Regions from separate parts of the Homo sapiens genome. Here region 2 is linked to region 1. A link is an interaction called in ENCODE POLR2A ChIA-PET data of the cell type or tissue named here. Cell type or tissue: Panc1. All regions are shown on one strand. Each heading gives the region's core, and the rest is flanking DNA. Links, peaks and the distances in the headings are about the cores only.

Region 1 (5,968 bases), core at 876-4,875:
GTAGCTAGAACTACAAGGTAACACCACCACACCCGGCTAATTTTTTAGCTTTTCCTAGTGATGGAGTCTTGCTATGTTGCCCAGGCTGGTCTCAAACTCCTGGCCTCTATATAATATACTTTAAAAGATATTTTCCTTAGAATTCTATTTATATTTTGTCTTTTTTTTAACTCAGTAGTATATCATGAATATTATTTCATGTTTTCAGTAATGGTGTAGTATTTTTTTCTCATTTTTGTTTTTTTAAGAGACAAGTTCTCAGGCCGGGTGTGGTGGCTCATACCTGTAATCTCAGCACTTTGGGAGGCCGAGGCAGGGAGATCACTTGAGGTCAGGAGCTTGAGACCAGCAGATCACTTGAGGTCAGGAGTTTGGCCAACATGGTGAAACCTTATCTCTACTAAAAATACAAAAAACAAAACAAAACAAAAAACAAAAATACCATAGCTGGGCATGGTGGTGCATGCCTCTAGTCCCAGCTACTCAGGAGGCTGAGGCAGGAGAATCGCTTGAACCGGGAGGCGGAGGTTACAGTGAGCTGAGATTGTGCCACTGAACTCCATCCTAGGCAACAGAGTGAGACTTTGTCTCAAAACAACAACAACAACAACAAAACAAAGCAAACAAACAAACAAAAAACAGAGAGAGACAAGTTCTCACTGCATTGTCCAAACTGGATTCAAACTCCTGGAATCAGGTGATCCTTTTGCCACAGCCTCCAGGGTAGCTGGGACTGCAGATGCACGCCACCATGCTTGACTGTGTAGAATTTTAATCATTTGGCTATATAATAATTCAGTTAACATATATCATATTTTTAAGCATTTATGTTGCCCTTTCTTGCTGTACAAATAATATTGACCTTCCTTGATTCTATTGTCTTTACATAAATTCTTAGAAGTAGAATTGCTGAGTTCTTAAGAAGATTTAGCTTCCTAATTTAGTTTTTTTTTACCTTGTTTTAAATTATTTTATAGTTTAACAAGGGACCCAAGATGAAGCTGGGTGGTATGAGAAAGTTTCTCTCTCTAGAGAATGCATGGCTGGATTATGAAGAGCTGATTAAAACTCAGGGTCTTAGAGAGTTATCAGTGGTGCCCACAGAGGGAGGCTTTTGAATCCTAGTTTAACCTAACAGTGGATTGAGAGTATTAGTGAAGGGCAAGTGTTGACAAACAAGAGCACAGGGTCTAAGGCTAGGGCCAAAACTTTTAGAAACAGGGGACTTCCACAGATGCCTTGTGGGAAAGTTACAACAATCCTCAATTCTTTGACAACAGAATTGATCCATGCCCAGCTGTCCAAAGCTTCCATCCAGATGTGCACTCCAGCATTAGGTTCACTTGCTAACCTTTTTTTCATTAACTGCACAGTCTCTGCAGGTAAATAAACCTCAAAATATTTTAGCCATCTGTTGTTCCAATGGCTCCTGGGATTGGAAACATGGAAATCTCCGAAACTACTTGAGTGAGCACAGGCAACTTTATGGCTATGTGGATCGGTGGCCATTAGAAATTTCCACTTACTTGTCTAATAGCTAGTATGCAGGCGTTTCTACTTACCTGGAACCCTGAAAACAATAACACTCCTAAGTTACTGCTGAAAAACACTGTAAACATTTTGATCATTATTCTTTCTGTAATATCTTAGTAGAAATTTCCCCAGAGACAAAGTTTTAAATGCAAGAAGTTTATTGGAAGGCACAAAGGAAATGGGTAGTTAAGGGGGAAGGATACAGAAAAGGGAAGAGATCATTAATAAAGACATATAGCCATAACGTTACATGTGGTAGTTCTTGCATTTTTTTCCTACTATGAGGATTTCAAGCTGGAAAGTCATATCTGATTTATATTTTGAAAAGATCATGACCCAGCAATACTGTACTACAAAAGCACAGTGGATGACTGGAACGGAATCCCCTGGGAAATCTCTAAAACATAATGCAAAACACAAGCCTTCAAATTATCCTAGACTGAGCTGGGCATGGTGGCTCATGCCTGTAATCCCAGAGCTTTGGGAGGTTGAGGTGGGAGGATCACTTGAGGCCAGGAGTTTTAGACCAGCCTGTGCAATGTAGCGAGACCCTGTATGTATAAAAATTAAAAACAAATAACTGAGCATGGTGGCACACACCTGTAGTCCTAGCTACTCAGGAGGCTGAGGTGGGAGGATCACTTGAGGCCAGGAATTTGAGGCTACAGTGAGCCATGGTCATGCCACTGTACTCCAGCTCAGGCAACAGAGTGAGGCCCTGACTCTAAAAAAAACGAACAAAACCAAATTATTGGGTCTGGTCTGAAAAGCATGAAAAGCAGACACCAAGACAGGCCAACACCTATGAAGGACCAAGGGGGAGTGAACAGGAGTAGGAAGAAAGAACTTTCAGACCACGAGGTAGGTTTGGCACTTGTGAAAGGAGAAAGGAAGGAGAAACCTCAGACCATAGCACAGTTCAGAGAAAATCTCAGCTAGACCAATGGAGAGTCTTCAAGCAAGAGTAGGCTATTCAGGCAGGATGATTGGTGGTCACAAGTGGAGCCTTGACCATGCCCAATCATTGGCTGGGTGTAGTCCAGGCAAAGCTTGTCCTTGACTGGCAACATGTTTTTCCTCCTAACTTGCTGGCCAATCCCTCTTGGTTCCTTTTGCTGGTTTATCTCTTACTTTCAGATCTCCAAGTATTGGATTTCCCAGGTTATCTCTTTTTTTCTGTATATACTTACCTCCTAATTTTCCTACTACTGTGGTAGCTTTCAATGTTATGTATATATTTGTGACCTACAAGTTTATATCTCTTGTCCAGACTTTGCCTCTGAGCTCTTTAGCCACTTCTGCTCATCAGTTCAGATATCTAACTGCCTATTTGGATGTCTAGTGGGCACTTCAAATTTAACAAGTCTAAAATAGAGCCAGAACACGAGTCAAATTTGTATATTGTCCTTATTTGTGTTTTTAATTGTCTTTCTTCTCTATATGCATGTAAGCTCCTATAAAGACATAAAGGTAGATTTTTGTCTGTCTTTTTTCATGCTTCTAATTTCTAAGAATAGCACATAGTATTACTATAGTATATAATAAAGAATATTTCTTAGCCCTTGAGACAGACAAACTTTTGTGAGATTGACTGGTATCTGAGCTAAAGCTGTGAAGGAACTTAGCATTATATAAAGGGCACATGGTAATGGAACACCTGACTCATTCTCCGGTGACTCACACTCTGAGCTAAGCTAATGGACACAGACAATTTTTATTCAATGAGGTAGAGCAAAGAACTGGTGCAAAACCCAGGGGAATTGAAGAGTTTAGAGCTTTAAAGAACACGTACTACCTTAAAAGAGATAACTAACCTACCATCCCAGCAAAGTCTAATGAGTACAATTAAATCTAGCATTATTAATGCATTAAGCTAAATGCTTTATATAAATCACTGTATATAATCTTCACAACAGTTATATGAAAGACATGCTAACATTATCCCTGTTTTCTAGCTGAGGAAACTAGGGCTGTGAGAATTTCTAAAGAATCTTCTAAGATGTAAGTGAAAATCTAGGAGACTAATATGAAACATTTTTAAATTCTGAAAGTCAGGCTGGGTGTATTCATGATGGAATTGTTTCCTTGAGGGAAGCCAAAAAGAAAAGGGGTTTAGCACTTAGGTTATTTAATGCCAAGATGAGACCAAGTTAGAGATGTTAGTCTTGGAACAATTTTGTGTTGGAAGAAAGCTTGGATTGACTAAATGCAAAATTCTGTTGCCTTTTGCCTAAATGATTCCATCCAAAAATAGTTCTAGCAGATTCTGCTGATGCTCAATTCACACTGTGTTATATCCTTGCATCATTCTCTTGCATACCAGCCTGATCTTCAATGTCCAGCCTGCCGGAAGAGGCAGGGGCAGAGTGCCTGATAATGGTGATGCTGAGAGACTGTGCCCATAAGTACAGAGAGGCCAGGTTAGTTGAGAAGTGAGAAATGACTACTGGATTGAGCAACATGGCTTTGGTGGCATGGTGGAGGCGAACATTTGATTGAAATGAGTTAAGGAGATAGTGGGAGGAAGGAAACGAGAGACAGTGAGCATAGACCACTTCTGTGAATGATTTGATAGCTACCTTCATCACTTAAAAAATGCAAACAGCTTACATCACATCTTTTTCTACTGCTGAAGACATATTGTCATTGGCACACTTAACATATAAGAATATCAGAGAGGAACAGCAGCATGACATCTGAATTAGGAATCGTAAAACTTGCATTTTAGGCTGAGCTTAAAATGTGACTAGATTTTTGCCCCTAAACAAGTTATCTCCCATTTTCTCATTCTCTTATCTATTCAATGAGATTTGCAGCTTTAGATTTCATTATTTCCCCAAGGAAATTAATTTGAATTGTCTCAAGTAAGATCTAATATTCTTTTCTTCTCATGGTACATAATACATATCCATTTGTTGTCAATATCTTTAATAAGAATATATACTTAAAATGTTCTATTCTCTCTCTTTTATTTTTTTTAACCTGTTACAAGATCTTTTCTTTAATGACCTCTGGAGACTTGATGAGGGAACTCCCTTATTACTTGGATATGACATGTCAGTTACCATTAACTTAAATGTGTGATCTTGTCAAGATTTGCATCTATAGGATGGCTTTTCATTTAAGCTACCAATTAACTAGCTATGACATAAATGTTGACCTTAAAGTTGAAACGTTTTATTAATCCTATATTGCTTTCAGTTAGAAAATTGTCCAACATACGGAAAATATTTCAAAGAAGTATTTTTTCAAGACTGAATACTGATTTGTGCCTATTTTCACACTTGTTTAGTGCCTATTTGACACTTTGGTCAAAGTTATATTTATATTTAAATGAACTAATTCTTTTTCAGCATAGCACAGAATATAGTTTAGTGGGCATAGTCTTTGGATTAGGAAAATCTGATTTTCAATCTTTGTTCTGCCATCTGCTAATGTTAGGACATTTTGCTAGTTAATAGACATCTCAAAGCCTCATTTTCCTTTTCTGTAAAATAAGAGACCCTGAGCTTTGTGAAGGACAAATGAGATATGCTTGTAAAATGTTATGCACAGTGTGTGAATCTAAGTAAATGTTCAGGAATCTATTATCACTGTGAACAAGCGACTTACGAAGTTTTAAAAGAATTAAAACATGTTATGATATGGTGCCTAGCCTCAAGGAATTTACACTCCAATGAAAGCATCTGACATATAGTTTAAGTGCAAGGAAATTCTTAAGAGTCATTTAAAAATATAAAAGCTAAGAACTGTGGGAATACAAAAGCAGAAATACTTCCAGAAGAAGAAATACTTCCAGCTTGGGATTTTAGGAGAAGCCTCATCATGGATATGATATTCTAGGAAGGAATAACGATTTTGTCTGGTGGGGAAGGAAAAGGAAAAGAGAGGAAGTGGAAGAGGCGGAGAAGGAAAGAAAAAGATAGACTTTTCAGGTAGCGAGAGCAGGTAGAGTAGCTTGAGCAAGGAGGGATGACTCATTCACACAGCTGGAGCAGAGTGATGGGAGCAGAGACTTGGGAGGTGAGAGCTGACAGATGAATTGGGGGTACAGGTAGGAAGACCATGTAAGATTTTAAAAGCCATGCTACAGTGTTTATCATAAGCAATGGTGGAAGCACAATTTTAGGCAAGAGAATGACACAATCAGGACACTGAAGCAATAGATCAGAGGTTGCAGGGAAACCTGAAAATCACGTTTAGTTGGTGGTCTGTGAAAGCCATTTAGATGAGCAAAGTGAAAAAACTGGATGGGGACTTTGGAGATAAAGGAAGGACAGAAATAGGGATTTGTTTTAGATGTGGGCCTGAAATGATCTGATGATCATCTGGACATAGGCAGCGAGGGAGAAGGGAGTATTAAAGCTGACTTCAGGGACAATCTGGGAGCAAGATGGTGGAGTAGAACTCTCCAGGGCTCATCCCACCATAGAAA
Region 2 (5,968 bases), core at 845-4,844, 110 kb before region 1:
ACCACACAATCAAGTCTGCATAATAACCAGCTAACAACATGATGACAGGATCAAATCTGCACAAATCAATATTAACCTTGAATGTTAATGAGCAATTAAAAGGCACAGAGTGGCAAATTGGATAAAGAAGCAAGACTCACTTGTATGCTGTCTATAAGTGACTCACTTCACATGCAGTGATGAGCATAGGCTCAAAGTAAAGAGATGGAGAAAAATCTACCAAGCAATTGGGAAACAGAACAAAGCAGGGTTTACTATTTTAATTTCAGAAAAAAAAAAAAAACGGGCTTTAAATCAACAACGATGGAAAAAGACAAAGCAGGGCATTACATAATGGTAAAGTGTTCAGTTCAACAAGAAGACCTAACTATTCTGAATACATATGCACCCAATACAGGGAACACCTAGATTCATAAGGCAAGTTCTTAGACACCTATGAAGAGACTTAAATAGGCATACAATAATAATGGGGGACTTCAATACCCCACTGACAGTATTAGACAAATCATCGTAGCAGAAAACTAACAAACACATTCAGGACCTGAACTTGACATTTGACCAAATAGGCCTAACAGACATATACATAATTCTCTACCTTAAATCATCAGAATATACATTCTTCCCATCTGCATGTGGCATACACTCTAAAAATGATCACACAATCAGCCATAAAACAACCCTCAGCAAAATCAAAAAACCCCAAAATGTACCAAACACACTCTTGGACAACAGTGCAATAAAAATAGAAATCGATACTAAAAAATTCCCAAAACCATATAATTACGTGAAATTAAGCAACCTGTTCCTGAATGACTTTTAGATAAACAATAAAATTAAAGCAGAAATCAATAAATTATTTGAAGCTAATGAGAACAACGATACAACATACCAGAATCTCTGGGACACAGCTAAAGCAGTGGTAAGAGCAAATTTATGGCACTAAAAGCCCACATCAAAAAGTTAGAAAGATCTCAAATTAGCAATCTAACATCACACCTAGGGGAACTAGAGAAACAAGTGCAAATCAACCTCAAAGTTAGCAGAAGACAAGAAATAACAAAAATCAGAGCTGGACTGAAGGAAATTGAGACACACACAAAAATCATACAAAAGATCAATCAATCCAGGATTTTGTTCTTTGAAAGAATAAATAAGATTGATAGGCTGCTATCTGGTCTAATAAAGTAAAAAAGAGGGGAGATCCAAATAAACACTATCAGAAATGACACAGGTTACATTATCACTGACCCCACAGAAATATAAAAATCTCTCAGTGACTACTACAAACACCTCTATTGCACACAAACTAGAAAACCTAGAAGAAATGGTACATTCCTGGAATCATATGACCTCCCAAGATTGATCCAGGAAGAAACTGAATCCCTGAAAAGCCACTAATGAGTTCCAAAATTGAATCAGTAATAAAAAGTCTACCAACCAGAAAAAGCGCAGCCAAATTCTACCAGATGTAAAAGGAGTGCTGGTAAAATTCCTACTAAAACTATTCCAAAAGGGTTGAGAAGGAGCAACTTCTCACTAATTCCATAAGGCCAGCATCATCCTGATAGCAAAACCTGGCCGATACACAATAAATAAAGAAAAATTCAGGCCAATATCCTTGATGAACATCGATGCAAAAATTCTTACCAAAATACTAGCAAGTTGAATCCAGCAGCACATCAAAAACTTAATCCACCATGATCAAGTAGGTTTTATCCATGGCATGCAAGGTTAGTTCAAAATATGTATATCAAGAAATATGATTAATCACATAAACAGAACTAAAATCAAAAACCACATTATCTCAATAGAGGCAGAAAAGCCTTTGTTTAAAATTCAACATCCCTTCATGTGAAAAACCTTCAACAGACTAGGCACTGAAGGAATATACCTCAAAATAATAAGAGCCATCCATGACAAACCCACAGCCAATATCATACTGAATGGGTAAAAGCTGGAAGCATTACTCCTGAAAACTGGAACAAGACAAGGATTCACATTCTCACCACTTGTATTCAACATGGGACTGGAAATCCTAGCCAGAGCAATCAGGCAAGAGAAAGAGATAAAAGGCATCCAGATAGGAAGAGAGGATGTCAAACTATCTCTGTTTGTAGATGATGTGATTCTATACCTAGACAACCCCATAGTCTTGGCCCTAAAGCTACTAAATCTGACAAATAACTTCAGCAAAATTTCAGGATGCAAAAACAATGTTCAAAAATCAGTAGCATTTGTGTATATCAACAATGTCCAAGCTGAGGGCCACAGCAAAAATGCAATCCCATTAATAATAACCACAAAAAGAATAAAATACCTAGGAATACAGCTAACCAAGGAGGTGAAATATCCCTGAAATGAGAATTAAAAAAATCTGCTGAAATAAATCAGAGATGACACAAACAAATGGAAATACATTCCATACTCATGGATGGGAAGAATTAATATTTTAAAAATGGCCATCCCGCTCAAAGCAAAATACAGATTCAATGCTATTGCTATTAAACTATCAATGACATTCTTCAATTGTATTCATCATTCTTCATTCTTCAAATTTATATATATAAATTATATGTATAAAAATTTATTTCCATTATTTTTCAAGGTTCTAGTATGGCAACTAATTAGAAAAAAGTATTTTAAAATTCATATGGAACCATAAAAGAGCTTGAATAGCCAAGGCAATCCTAAGCAAAAAGAACAAAGCTAGAGCCATCATGTTACCCAACTTCAAACTAAACTACAAGCCTACAGAAACCGCAGCAGCATGCTACTGCTACAAAAACAGACACATAGACCAATAGAACAGAATACGGAGTCCAGAGATAAAGCTGCATGCCTACAACCATCTGATCTTTGACAAAGTTGACAAAAACAAACAATGAGGAAACAACTCCTTATTTAATAAATGGTGCTGGGATAAGTGCCTAGCCATATGCAGAAGATTTTTGCCTGACCCCTTCCTTACACCGTATACAAAAATTAAATCAAGATGGGTTAAAGATATAGATGTAAAACCTAAAGCTATAAAAACCCTGGAAGATACCCTAGGAAATACCATTCTGACCAAAGGACCTGGAAAATATTTTATGAGGAAGACATCAAAAGCAAGAGCAACAAATACAAAAATTGACAAATGAGACCTAATTAAATGAAAGGGCTTCTGCACAGCAAAAGAAACTCTCAACAGAGTAAACTGACAACCCATAAAATGGGAGAAAATATTTGTAAACTATGCACCTAACAAAGGTCAAATATCCAGAATCCCTTTAAAGCTTAAATAAATTAACAAGCAAAAACCAAACAACCCCATTAAAAAGTGGGCAAAGGACCATGAACAGACACTTTTCAAAAGAATATATATATATTCAAAATAATATATATATATACAGAAGAATATATATATATAATTCAATAGAATATATATATATATATATATATGGCCAACAAGCATATTAAAATATGGTCAACATCGCTAATTATTAGAGAAATGCAAATCAAAACCACAATGAGATACCATCTCACACCAGTTAGAATAGCTTTTACTAAAAAGTAAAAAAAAAAAAAAAAAAAAACCAAAAAAAACAGATGCTGGTGAGGTTGTGGAGATAAGAGAATGCTTATATACTGCTGGTAGGAATGTAAATTAGTTTAGCCATTGTGAAAAGTAGTGTGGTGATTTCTCAAAGAACTTAGAACTACCACTTGACCCAGCAATTTCATTACTGTGAATATACCTAAAGGAATATAAATTATTCTACCATAAAGACGTATACACGTCTATGTTCATTGCAGCACTGTTCACAATGGCAAAGACATGGAATCAACCCAAATGTCTATCAGTGATAGACTGGATAAAGAAAATGTGGTATATATACTCCATGAAATACTACACAGCCATAAGAAAGAACAAGATCATATCCTTTGCAACTGGAGGCCATTATCCTAAGCGAACTAGTGCACAGACAGAAAACCAAGCACTGCATATTCTCACTTATGAATGGAAGCTAAACCTTGAGTACCTATGGACACAAAGAAAGGAACAACAGACACTAGGGCCTACTTGAGGGTGGAGGGTGGAAGGAGGGAGTAGGTAAAAAATCTGTCTATTGGGTATGCTTATTACCTGCGTGATAAAATAATCTGTACATCAGACCCTCGTGACACACAATTTATCTATATTACAAACCTGCATATGTACCCCTGAACCTAAAAGTTAATAATAAAGAGAAAAATATAAATATAATTTAAAAATCTGACCTAATTACTAAAAAAAAGATATTTATATATAGTGTCATTACTGATATCTGAAACCTGTCTTATTAGTATTTTTAATTTCCTTTCACCTGCTGTATATCATCTTTTCTCTAATTTATTTTTCTAGATTGACTATTCTATTTAATCATTCTGTTTATATTTATTGGGTACACTGAAAGTTACTTAGTCTTTGTCTAATTTTTTAAAGTTTATCCTAGAAATTATAACTTGTATTCTTCACTTATGAAAATATTTTAATAATTGACACTTTTATTCTCTTCCTAAAATCAGTCCACCTCAGAATACATATTTACCCCCTCCCAAATTAAATGCTAACGTGTGTGTATAGGTATGTATGTGTAAAACCTAAAGTCAGTATTATTATTATTTTTAAAAGTCAATACTTATTTAAGCATTCCTGTATATTTATCCTTTTTCCCTCTACCTTTTTCTGCATCTCTAATTTTTCATTTGTAATGAGTATTCTTCTGCCCGAGATCACCCTTGGTAATTGTCTTATTTTGTAAGTCTTCTGGCGGTGAACTATCAGTTCTTTGTTTGAAAAATGTCTTTGTTTTGCTTCCATGTTTAAAGCATACATTCACTTGGTAGAACATTTTAGGTTGTCAATCATTTTACTTCACTACATTGAAGAAATCATTCAAGCAGTGTGCTGCTGAGAAGTTAGCCGTTAGCCCCTGGTTTACATTTTACTTCTTTGTCGATAGTAATCATTTTTTTGGTCTCATTCAAAGATTTTTCTTTTTTTTTTTTCTAGCTGCTCTGATTTAATTATGTCCTTTTCTTTTTATTTATTCTATTTAGCTTTTATTTATCTTGAATATGTTATGATGTATTTCATCAGTTCTGTAAAATTCGCAGAACTTACTTCTTTCAATAGTAGTATCTGTTCTTTTCTTTCAGGACTCCAATTACATGTATGTGAGGTCTTCTCATCATGTTCTCCATGTCTCTAACTGAAAAAAAAATATCGAGTTATTTTTCACGTTTCTTGAGATGGAGTTTTGCTCTTGTCACCCAGGCTGGAGTGCAATGGCGCGGTCTTGGCTTACTGCAACCTCCGCCTCCTGGGTTCAAGCAATTCTCATGCCTCAGCCTCCCAAATAGCTGGGATTACAGATGCCTGCTACCACGCCTGGCAAATTTTTGTATTTTTAGTAGAGACGGGGTTTCACCTTGTTGGCCAGGCTCATCTCGAACTCCTGACCTCAGGTGATTCACCCGCATTTTGTTGCTTCCTGCTTGATTCTGATTTTTTTCTTTTATGTATTTTTCAGTTCATTGATTCTGTTTTCACCTGTGTTTAATCTGGTCTTAAACCTATCCATTGAGTTCTCAATTACAGATTTATATTTTTATTCATATAAATTTATATGTATAAAAATTTATTTCCATTTATTTTTCAAGTTTCTAGTATGGCAACTTTTATGGTTTCTGGTTTCCTGTTAAAATAGTAATTCTTGGCTTTTATTTCCTTTACTGTGATAAACATAGCTGGTCTGCATCTGCTACTTCCATTACCTGAAGTCTTGTGTGTCTATTTCTGTTGTCTGTTGTCTTCCCAGTTCTTCCTCATGATGTCTATCTCCTGTTCACACATTGCTTTATTGTTTCCTAAAAGTCATATTTTAAAATTTATGTGTAGAAGTAACTTTAGTTCTAAAATGGAATTCCTTTTGTCCAATGCAGA

What was found. Peaks named below come from ENCODE experiments on the same cell type or tissue, not always from the same donor. Only the 100,000 strongest peaks of a DNase experiment are listed, where the experiment ranks them.
Region 2: POLR2A ChIA-PET joins it to region 1 with 7 read pairs; 2 of 35 experiments call an interaction of 5 or more read pairs at or near these places.

Annotation. Positions count from the first base shown.
Region 1 is chr5:145,493,171-145,499,138 of GRCh38, reverse strand. It overlaps a transcript of PRELID2 not described here. Among named protein-coding and RNA genes, the nearest start is that of PRELID2, 340 kb to the left of the region's middle. In Panc1, for the core only: no CTCF peak of the experiment used is centred there; a DNase peak (open chromatin) is centred at 3,218.
Region 2 is chr5:145,602,356-145,608,323 of GRCh38, reverse strand. It overlaps a transcript of PRELID2 not described here. Among named protein-coding and RNA genes, the nearest start is that of PRELID2, 230 kb to the left of the region's middle. In Panc1, for the core only: no CTCF peak of the experiment used is centred there; no DNase peak of the experiment used is centred there.